Linked DNA regions of Mus musculus: all the other regions are linked to region 1. A link is a contact called in ENCODE POLR2A ChIA-PET data. All regions are on one chromosome and are shown on one strand. The core of a region is the stretch at or near the end of the contact, and the rest is flanking DNA. Distances in the headings are between cores, read along the strand shown.

Region 1 (2,700 bases), core at 190-2,689:
AGTGTCAATTTTCTGCTGCCATTCTCACATGCAAAAATCTGTCAGACACCAAGCCTGGCTTAATCCCAGCACCTGGGAAGCAGGGGGCAGAAGGATCTCGGAGTTCAAGGCCAGGGAAAGCTACAAAGTCAGACTCTGACTCAAAAATACAAAACACTAATCCCAGCCTCCATGTCCCCCTGACCTTCTTCACTGTGATCTGATCTCTCCTCCTGATCTGGGGACCCAAATCCTAGCTCATAAAATACAGTTCCTGAGCTCCAAAAATTGCAGGCAAGACAAAGATCTTTAAATGTGTTGTGATTTCACCTCATGATCCCTTGGCAGCTCTCCTTGTCAGGGAGGGTCCCCTTTCAAAGAGAGGTCTTCCAGGTACTGTATAATGGAAGCCTGGGTGAGAAGGTAGTTGGCCTTCAGGCATGTTCCCTGGGTAAGTCTGGCTGGGCCTGAGTGGCAAAGCAGCCGACAGTACCAAGCAGGAGTAAGTGACCCCCCAGCTCCCTGTCCTCAGGGCTGCGGTAGACAAGGGGCGATAGTGCGAGTGACTCCATTCACTAACTTAGAAACCAGTTTTTGGTTTTGTTCTTCCTTCTGATGCTGGATCTAGTAAACTCCAAGCTGGTCTTGAAGTGCTTGATCCTCCTTCCTCCACTATCCCAGTGCTGAGATGGCAAGCACGTGCCACTATTCCTGGCCTGATTTTAGGGTATTGCTGTGTGGCCCAGGCTGGCCAGGAATGTTCTAAATAGGTTCGTGAGCCATCAAACTCAGGCTGGGGTGCAGCCTAACGGCAGAAAGTCTACCACGTGTAAGGTTCTGCTTTCTATTTTCAGTACTGCTGCAAAGAACAAACTTCTTAAATAGTTCTTGGTGAAGCCGGGAGTGGTGGTGCATTTCTGTCCTCGCAGTAACGCAATAGAGGCTGGGGCTGGAACAGCCGAGAGGCCAGAACGAAACGCAGAGGGAAGCAGGACTGCGTCGAAGGCCCCGAGTTGTACTCGATCTTTTTCACAAAGCCCAGGCGGGTCCCTGACAAACGCACACTGCGCAGGTGCAGCCCAGCGCGACCCCAGGACCAGGACGGCAGCTCGGGCGAAACTGCTCCAGCTTGGTACAGACCAGGTGCAGCACACACTGTGCTTCCGGAGTCTAGAGCGCAAACGCAATGGTTGTCCCACCCCGGCCACGCTGATTGGCTGTCCTTGTCTCAGAGCAGATTTATATGAGAAGTTAAGCACAGAACGAGGTTCTGAGCGCTGATTGGTCTCCATGCCCTGTGGGCGTCTCCCGCAAGGCGGGACGTAGCCAACTGTGCATTTTAAGCCGAGGAGCTGAAGTGATCTGATTGGCTTCACAGCCTTGGGGCGGGTCTTGAAGGCAAGCGAAGGCTGGGTCGGGGCCGCGGCTGCGCAGAGAGTCTGGACGGCAGTCAGACTGGTCCTGCGAGCGCGAAGGGGCGGGGCCGACTCCACGCCTGCGCAGACGAGCCCCACGCGCGGGCGGGTGGGCGGAGCGGCCCCCCTAGCGGGGGCTGTGAAGCGCGGGGAGGGGGCCGAGCGGGTGGCGAAGCCGGCGCGCGCCCGGCTGGGGGCGGAGGGCGGAGGCCCGTGGGACAGAACAGCTGCGGCGAGTGGCGGCGGCGGAGGGAGCCGAATCGGCGACGAGCCCGGGGGTCGCAACTTGCAGAAGCGGCGGCGGCGGCGGCATCGGCCACGGCGGGCGGAAAAGCCGGGGCGCAATGGAGCGGAAGAGGTGGGAGTGCCCGGCGCTCCCGCAGGGCTGGGAAAGGGAAGAAGTGCCCAGGAGGTCGGGGCTGTCGGCCGGCCACAGGGATGTCTTTTACTATAGGTGAATGAGCGCGCCGGCCGCGCAGGGCCCCAACGGGCGCCTCCCAGCGGCCTCTGCGGCGGCCTGGGCGCCCCGACTGCGGGCCGCGGTCTGGGCCGGGCGACGTGCGTCCGAGCGTGCGTCCGAGCGTGCGTCCTACGTGCCAGCTGTGGTCAGTGCGCACGCGCCGGCCATGGCTCGCCTCAGCGCGCATGCGTTGAACCCAGTGCCTTGCCTTTTGCTGATCCGCGCCACCCAGCGCTGCTGTGAGTGCGCGTGCGCCACGCCTGCAGCCAAGGCTTCAGCCTCGTGGCTTTTAGCCCGCCTGTGGCGCGGGCTTTTGTCCTCCAAGGAATCGGGGACCGTGCGCGCCGTGCGAGGGGCGCCCGGGCCTTGGCCAGACGCCGCTGGGAAGCGGGGGTGGGAGGGGGATGGGCTGACCCTTTGACCCTCGCGGGGACTTTATCATGGTTTCGGGAAGCAAGGGAACTGCCCCAGGTGGCCTGATCCCCTCACCTGCATAAATTTGGGTTTGGCTTCTTGTTCAGCAAAATGTCCCCCATTTTTATGGCGTTTCCAAAGCCCTTGCTCTTCTTGAGCGGTGGCCCCAAATGTAACATCACAGTGGCTTCTGACTAATGTGAATGTGGTTTTTGTGTGCAAGACTTTTTTATGAATAAGTCTGCTCTTTAAAAAATATTTTAAATTTTTTATTTATTTAATGCATGAGTGCTCTGCCTGCTTGAAGAGAGAGCATCAGATCACCCAATAGAAGGTTGTGAGCCACCATGTGGTTGCTAGCAATTGAACTCATGACCTCTTAGCCAACTCTCCAGCCTTTTTTTTTTTTTTTTTTTTTTTTTTTTGAGGCAG
Region 2 (2,700 bases), core at 81-2,580, 160 kb before region 1:
TGATTAAAAATTTAAAAAGCAGGCGGCCATGGTGACTCAGGCCTGTAATCTTAGCATTTAGGAAAACTGTCAGAAGTCCAAGATCAGTCTAGGCTACAGTGCCAGACCCTGTCCAGACAAACAGAAAGAGGGGTTCTGGGGATGTTGCTCAGTGACTGGAGTAACTGTCTAGCAAGCACAAGGCTTTGCGTTTCATCTCCAGCACTGTGTAATGGGCAAGTCCATCCAGTCTGTGTTACATGAGACCTTACCTCAATCAAAAGCAAAACAGAAAAGCGGTTGGGGAGAGGGCTCAGTGGGTTAGAAAGCTGTGCACAGGTCTCAGGACCTGAGTTCTAATCCCCAGCACCCATTTAAAGCTGGGTATGACCAGGTGAGTGCCACCCTAGGCTTTGGGGTGGAGGCAAGCAGATGCTGGGAGCTTGCTAGCCAGCCTGCCCAGCTGAAGTACTTCAGTGAAGAAGCCTGTCTTAAAGGAAAGAAAATGGAAGACTAAACAAAGGGGTGGGAAGCTGTATGCTCCTCTAACCTCTGCATGCGGGTGCACAGTGTCGCCTCCCTCCAAACACCCCAGAACAAAGCAAAAACAAAAAAACAAAAAAACAAAAAAAAAAAAATCAAATATATTTCCAGAGTGTAGCTTAGTTGGAGTGCCCTTGTCTAGTGTATGTATCTAGGCACGGCAAAAAGAAAAAAGAAATGCCCCACTGATACCCCTCGTGGTTAGGTGACTATTTGAGCATCAATTAGGTAGGTTTCTCAGGATAGGCACCTCAGCCAATTAAGACCCTGGCTAGAGAGTTGGCTCAGTGGTGAAGAGCACTTACAGCAATTGGAGACTTGGGTTCGGTTCCCAGTACTCACATGACCGTTCATAACCATGAGTAGCTCCAATTTCTGGGTATCCAAAGCCCTTTTCTGACTTCAGCGAGAATCAGAAACACTCATGTTGCACATACATAGAATTAGAAAGTAAATCCTAAATCAAACAAAAACCCTGGCCGTGAAGCTCTCCTCGTCCTCCGGGGGGCGCACGACGGCCTTATATAGCCAAAGATTACAGCGGAGACTCGCGGTGCATTTCCAGCCAGGCGCACTCTGGACAGCCCAGGCTTCTCAGGGGCTTGAGGCTCAAGATTGCGAAGCTGCACCCGCGAAAGTCCGGTGCCGGAAGGTTCTCAGGACCAGAAGCATATAATCACGCGTTCTTTAAAGCTTCTCTTGTCCTAAGCTTCGGGTCTTCCGACGGCTACAGTTCCGCGGGAGACGACATTGTAAGCAGGCGCACTTCAGTCAGCCCTTCCCGGCGTCCCTAGCGACAGCGTCCCGGGGGCCTCTGGGGGCCTCGGGGCAAGATGGCGGCGTCGGCGGGGTCCGAAAAGCGCGAGCGGAAGCCTCCGGGGCGAGTGTGAGGAGGGGTCCCGGGGTCCCGGGTATCTCCGGGCCGGGGCCCCGCTGCGGAACGGACCATGCTACGTTCTACCGGCTTCTTCCGCTCCATCGACTGCCCATACTGGGCGGGAGCTCCCGGGGGGCCTTGCCGGCGGCCCTACTGCCACTTCCGGCACCGCGGAGCTCGGGGTCCCGGCGCTCCCGGTAGCGGCGGCGCAGCATCTCCTGCATCAGGTAAAGCCCATAGGACCGCCCTGGGTCCCACAGCCCGCCCGTGCTACATGTTTCCCTTGCTCAGCCAGACCGCGCACTGTCAGATTGCTGTCCCTCTCCTAGCTGCCATCGCGATGCTGTGCAAATGTCTAGACCTCTCTGGTCATTAAAGCATAAAGACGGTCACGACGGAGCGAGAGACCGTGCATCCCCGTCCCCAAGCTAGGGGACTTGGTGCAACTCCTCCGGTTCTTATTCTGTCCACCTTGTTCCGAACGATATATCATTCCCTCCCGTCACCACGCACGCCACCCTGTGCGCTTGTGGCATACCTTGTTTACGAACGCGACAGTTTCCTGGGATGAGTCCCCCCCCCCCCCCCACTGTCTCCAGTAGTTGGATGCACAAGGCCATAGGGGCACCTGCTGTTTGTCGAGCGGAAAACCCCCTTGCCTTGAACGGGTGTGGACTTTGAGCTTGGCAGGGAGCATGTCGCAATTAGTGTGATGACATTTTGAAGAAGGCCTCAGGGATCAGGCAGTGTGTAGGAAGTATTGTATTAGAGAAAAGACATTAAGGTTTTGTTATTTGTCTTTTGTTTGTTTTTACTGTTGTAGGCCAGGCTAGTTTTGGACCCAGGACCCTGAAGCTGCAACCTCCTAGGTTCTGGGATGGCCCTAACCGGACCCTTAGGATTCCAATTGCATTTAAAGAAGACATTGGAGAGCCTAGAGAGATGGCTCCGATTTAAGAGCACTTTCTGTTTTGGGCTGGGCCTGCTGCGTGCACACTTTTAGTCCCGTTTCTCTAGAGGCATTGCCGGGTGGACCTCTGAGTTTGAGTCCAGCCTGGTCTATATAGGAAGCCTTGTTCCAGAAATCCATAGCCAGTGAGTCCCTGTCTGAGGGGTGGGGGCCACGCTTGCTACTGTTGCAGAGGCCCTGGATTGGGTTACCAGCAGCCACATGGCTGGTTTGTAAACCCAGTTCCAAGGCACCAGCCATGTGTGGTGCAAATGCAATCACCCAGGCAAACTCTCATGTGGATGAAATTAAAAACAAAAACCTTTAAAAAGTGGCATGGCACCCAGGTATG
Region 3 (2,700 bases), core at 11-2,510, 190 kb before region 1:
GAAAGACTACAAGAAACAAAGAACATTTACTGCTTTTGTGAAGAACCTGGGTTTGGTTCCCAGAACCCATGTAGTGGCTCACCAGCAACCCAACTGCCCATAACTCTAGTTCTTGGGAATTTGACACCCCCTCCCTGGGTACATTTGTTGTGCACACACATGAGTGCAAAGCACACATACATATAAAATAAACAGATAAAGAACACCCTCTGCCCCCTACACTCAACTCAAAACGAGGGCCAGTGAGATGGCTCAGTGGGTAAAAGACTCTTGCCAGAAAACCTGAGTTTAATCTCAGGGACTCACTCGGTAGAACAGAGAGGATTCCCACAAACTGTTTTCTGACCTCCACAGGCGCTCCATGGCGCAGTAATGTAAATACACAGACAAATAAAATTGGGTTGTAGGGTGCTGGTGAGATGATTCAGCGGGTAAGAGCATCGACTGCTCTTCCGAAGGTTCTGAGTTCAAATCCCAGCAACCATATTGTGGCTCACAACCATCCACAACGAGATCTGACGCCCTCTTCTGGAGTATCTGAACACAGTTACAGTGTACTTACATATAATAAATAAATAAACATAAAATAAAAAAAATTGGGTTGTAAAGGTGTTTTGCCTATGTGTCTGTCGGGTATCTGAAGAAGCCTGAAATGGGAGTAGATTCTCCTGGAAATGGAGTTACAGGTGGTTGAGAACCACCTTGTGGGTCCTGGGATGTGTAGTGTTCTTAAAGGGTGAACACCTCTCCAGCTCCTGTCTTGAGATCCTGAGAGAAACTCATTTTATTGCCTCTTCCAGGAATTCACGGAGGGGATGAGCAGATGGGGTGGAGGGGGAAGGCAAGGATAATTTAACCAATCAACTGGGAATGCAAATCCCATCCTCTGAACGCAGCCCTACTCCGGTCAAAGTCACACCCTATCCAGGTCCTGCCCCCAGACCATTCGGTTCCGCCTTTATTCCAGGCCCCGCCCCCAGACCGCTCTTCACCGGGCACCTTGTCGCCAGCCAAGCTTCTTCAGACCATTCACCTTCACTTCTATTGAGGCCCCGCCCCCATATAAAGCCCCGCCCGCATAACCAAGTCCCGCCTTCCATCTTGAGCCCCGCCCAGAAATCCGACTCCTCCTTCTCATGGCCCCACCTCCAGCACATGTACCGCCCTCACAACAACCTACCCAATCCGCTTCGCGGTCGCTTTGCTCCGCCCCCATAAACAGCCAGAGGCCTCCTCGCTTGCGCATTCGCCTCGCATCACTTCCGGGGGCGGTGTTAGGTCAAGCTCACTTCCGCCCGCGGCGGAGCTGCGGTGGTGGCGGTGCAGGAGGCTGGGTCGGGGTCCCCGGGGGACAGACAGACGGACGCACGGGCGGGCGGCCGGGAGCCATGGAGTGCGGCCCCCGGGCCGGCGGGCGCGGGCGGCGGTGAGTGCAGGCGGGCGGGCGCGCGCGGGCTGCGGCGGTTTATGGTGTGGGGCCGAATCGAGCGGGGGCCCTGCGTCCGAGACCTCCCTGCGCTCTCCGGGGATGGCTGTGAGACCAGCGCACCCACCGTGTCCCTGGCATCCCCATGTCCCAGTGCAGCGATCCTGGAGCAGTCGCTTAACCTCCTCAGGACACGGCTGTGTCCCCAAGAAACGCCCGGGCCAGCCGCAGACCCAGGCCACTGTCCCACACCCTCTCTGTCTACATCTGTCTGCTGACATTCACCGGCCACCTTTGCCACTCACCTGGCGTCTTCCTGCCAGCGGGGGCCCACTGCAGGCTTCCTTTCTGCAGCCCAGGACTCCTTTATGGTTCCTCATCACCCCCACGATGAAGCCCTCTTGCTGAAGCACCCTCTTGCTGAGGGTGCAGCTTGAGCAGACCCTGCTCCCCTGGGAGCCCTTGCAGTTTTTCGAATCCTCTCCTGCTGCCCGGGTTTACCTCTGCGGTCCTCTGTCACTGAGCTATTTCCTTTTTTTCACGTGTGTGCGCCCACGCAGAGGACAGCTTCCTGAAGTCAGTCCTCTCCTACCATGCTGGTCCCCTGATCCAAATCGGATTTTCAAACTTGGTAGCAAGTGCCTTTACCTGCTGAGCCACCTCCCTCAACCCTACATTCTTTGAACTCTTCAGCTCCTAGAGGGTTGCCTCCCTACTATGACTGGCCCGGTGAGGCATGCCAGAGCAGACAGTCATATGTAGGTCATCCTAGAGCCCTTACAGTAGCTTGGTTGCTTGTAACACCAGGGCCTGGTTTTATGTCTGTGATCACAATGCTTGGGCTTTGTGGCAGTGAGTGAATAATCCCGGCTTACAGTACCCAGTGGCCCCATCTGTGACATGAGGTCCCACATGCTGTCTGTCCTCTCCATATAACACTGGCAGGTCCCAGAGGCTTATGTCTTTAATGTCTTTCTTCCACAGCTTTATTTTCTCTGGCTGCCCTGCACATGGTTGTTGAGTGGAAGTGGGTCTTCCAGGTCCTGCCCCATGCAGGATGGAGAACTAGTTAACTGTAGAAGTATCTGGAATCATGACTGAGAGTTCCTCCCCATATGGCAGACTCAGGATACTGGCATACGTAGGGACAGCCACAGGCAGGAAACTGAGGCCTCCCCTTGCTTGACTTGTCTAGAAAACATACTGCAGGTTGAGACCCCAGAAATTACACACCTGATAAGATGTGTGGCTAGGCATGAGGTCTGTGACTAGGA
Region 4 (2,700 bases), core at 164-2,663, 220 kb before region 1:
CAGGTGTTGGGCAACAGCTGATACACAGTCATTCTCAGCAGATATTAGAATATTTTAAGATTTTATTTTGTATGTGGGGTGTGTATGTACACTTGCATGTGCCACAGCACACGTTAAGGTAATGGAGCTCATCTCCCTCTGCCTTGTGTAGGGTTTGAGTATTGAGCTCAGGTCATCCCAGCAAGCCAAGAAGTTTTTGTTTGCTTGGTGACTGTGTGTGTGTGTGTGTATACAGGATTCCACTGTGTAGTCCAGACTGACCTGACACTTTCTATGTAGTCCTGGACTCACAGAGATCCTCCTGTCTTAGCCTCCCATGTACTAGAAATAAAAGTTTGTGTGCACCACCAAGAATATATTATTTATTTATTTATTTATTTATTTATTTTTGGGTTTTTTGAGACAGGGTTTCTCTGTGTAGCCCTGGCTTTCCTAGGACTCATTTGTAGACCAGACTGGCCTTGAACTCAGAAGTCCGCCTGCCTCTGCCTCCCCAACTGCTGGGATTAAAGGCTGCACCACCACTGCCCAAGATTTTTTTATGTTTATTTTTTTTCCTTTTTTTTTTGAGACAGGGTTTCTCTGTATAGCCCTGGCTGTCCTGGAACTCACTCTGTAGACCAGGCTGGCCTCGAACTCAGAAATCCGCCTGCCTCTGCCTCCCGAGTGCTGGGATTAAAAGCATGAGCCACCATGCCTGGCTTGCTTATTTTTATTTCATGTGTATTGGTGTTTTGCCTGTGTACATGTCTGTGTAAAGGTGTTGGGTCCCCTGGGATTGGAGTTTCAGACAGTTGTTAGCTGTCCTGTGGTTGCTGGGAATTGAACCTGGGTCCTCTGGAAGAGCAGCCAGTGCAGAGCTCTCTCCAGACTCCAAGATTTTTTATTTTTTTATTTATTTATTGGTTTTTTTGAGACAGGGTTTCTCTGTATAGCCCTGGCTGACCTGGAATTCACTCTGTAGACCAGGCTGGCCTCGAACTCAGAAATCTGCCTGCCTCTGCCTCCTGAGTGCTGGGATTAAAGGTGTGAGCCACCACGCCCGGCCTTTTTTTTTTTTTTTTTAAATCAGAATCTCATGGTCTCAAACCTTGTATGTAGCAGAGTGTGACCTAGAACTCCTAATCTCCTGAGAATGTGTGCTAGGTGAGTAGGACCCGCTGAGCCCCCACCCAGACACCAGGGTAGAAAGCTCCCGCAGACCAGGTGACTTCATCACTTGCTTGTAAGTGGAGCTCTTGGTAGTTGGAGGAAGCAGAGAGAGCTCAGCTTGACAACATCCTGTCCCGAGCAAAAGGCACAGGATGCTGAGCGAGCAGATGACAGCTGCCCTCACCCTGCACTGATATTCTCGGAGACTCCGGTTACAAACGGCTTCCTCCCTCAGAGTGGCAGGATGCCCAGCTCCCCACCCCATCCCAACCATGGTAGTTTCCCTCTAAGGGGACAGGATAGTCTGGGTCATCCAGCAAGAACCGGCCTTGGAAGACTCAATGCCGTTTTTTTCTTGATGTTGCACCTGGAGCTAGAGCCCAAGCTAATTCCCAGGGATGCGTGTGGGAGCCATAGGCACTGCCCTGCCAGAGTTCACTTTGTTTTGGGGTGTGCCTGCACAAAGTCCTGGGCCTCAGCCTCATGTCTAAAAAGTGGAATTGGAATTGAGCTGCCATGTGCTTTCCTTTGGATGCCACTTGACTTGATCTTCCCTATACGTAGGAGGGAGGCCATCACTGACATACTGACTTAATTATTGATGCCTGACCTGTACGCAGAGTGGAAGAGGGCATCACTGACTGTGAGATTAACTGCTAATCTTTGCCCTGTGCAAAGAATGGAGGAAGATATTTGTCCATCAGTTGATTTGTGATGCCCACCCTGCCCATAGAATGGAAGACATTGGCTGGCAGATTGCTTGCTTAATTCTGTCCTATGCAAAGCATGGAGGAAATCATTCATTCATCAATTGATTGGTGATGTCGGCCCAGAGATTGTTAGAATGAGTGGTTGATTGGTAATGTCTGCTTTGGAGGGAAGAGACAAGTATGTTTTATCTACTTACCATCCTGAGAAAAGGTGGACTCTGGCAAGGAACCCTCCCCAATCCCCCAGATTCTGACAACAGTGTTTCTATATATAACTTTCCTCTATTTCCCCATTTTAAAGCATTCCAGTGCGTTCTAAAGATTAGAGGAACCGTCCTAAATGAAAACTCCAGGGAGAAACTTCCAAATCTCTTCCCGAGTTGAGATGAACATGTTCTGCACTGTGTCCCTAGCATCCTGTCCAGCCAGCAGATGAGGTAACAAGGACACCAGAAAGAGATGTGACTGGAATGCACCAATAAAGAACAGCTCAGTGCAGAGTGCTCCAATATACCTGTTATCCCAGCATGTAGACAGCTGAGGCAAAAGTGGAGCAGTGGCACTTGAAAGGCAAAGGCAGAAGGACTTCTGTGAATTCAAGGCCAGCCTAGTTTACAGAGTGAGTTTCAGAAGAGGCAGGGCTACACAGAGAAACCCTATCTTGACGTCCAGTACCCCCCAAAAAAAGGTGGATGCAAGACAATCAATAGTTCAAGGCCAGCCTGTGCTACAGGAGGCCTTGTTTTAAAAAAGCAAACCATCATGCCTGGTGGCACACGCCTTTAATCCCAGCACTTGGGAGGCAGAGGCAGGTGGATTTCTGAGTTCGAGGCCAGCC

What was found. ChIA-PET counts read pairs that join two places held with the same protein, here RNA polymerase II (POLR2A).
Region 2: POLR2A ChIA-PET joins it to region 1 with 14 read pairs in Patski. The contact joins the promoter of Rexo1 here to the promoter of Mbd3 in region 1. POLR2A ChIA-PET finds 5 or more read pairs at or near these places in 3 of 5 experiments (Patski and embryonic stem cell).
Region 3: POLR2A ChIA-PET joins it to region 1 with 14 read pairs in embryonic stem cell. The contact joins the promoter of Abhd17a here to the promoter of Mbd3 in region 1. POLR2A ChIA-PET finds 5 or more read pairs at or near these places in 2 of 5 experiments (Patski and embryonic stem cell).
Region 4: POLR2A ChIA-PET joins it to region 1 with 13 read pairs in embryonic stem cell. The contact joins the enhancer-like site here to the promoter of Mbd3 in region 1. POLR2A ChIA-PET finds 5 or more read pairs at or near these places in 4 of 5 experiments (Patski and embryonic stem cell).

Annotation. Positions count from the first base shown.
Region 1 is chr10:80,398,270-80,400,969 of GRCm38, reverse strand. Mbd3 (methyl-CpG binding domain protein 3) reads left to right here and starts at 1,439. Exons shown (of 7, transcript NM_001306143.1): 1 at 1,439-1,752. The coding sequence starts at 1,739.
Region 2 is chr10:80,560,190-80,562,889 of GRCm38, reverse strand. It overlaps Rexo1 (REX1, RNA exonuclease 1), which reads left to right and starts at 1,330. Exons shown (of 15, transcript NM_025852.3): 1 at 1,330-1,626. The coding sequence starts at 1,470.
Region 3 is chr10:80,588,901-80,591,600 of GRCm38, reverse strand. It overlaps Abhd17a (abhydrolase domain containing 17A), which reads left to right and starts at 1,260. Exons shown (of 5, transcript NM_145421.2): 1 at 1,260-1,426.
Region 4 is chr10:80,617,009-80,619,708 of GRCm38, reverse strand. The region is part of intron 1 of Gm31298 (a long non-coding RNA gene); the gene reads left to right. Among named protein-coding and RNA genes, the nearest start is that of Gm31298, 4.4 kb to the left of the region's middle. Within about 2 kb of position 1,413, at least 1 of the 3 ENCODE cell types and tissues checked has a DNase peak (open chromatin) inside an H3K27ac peak, as active enhancers do.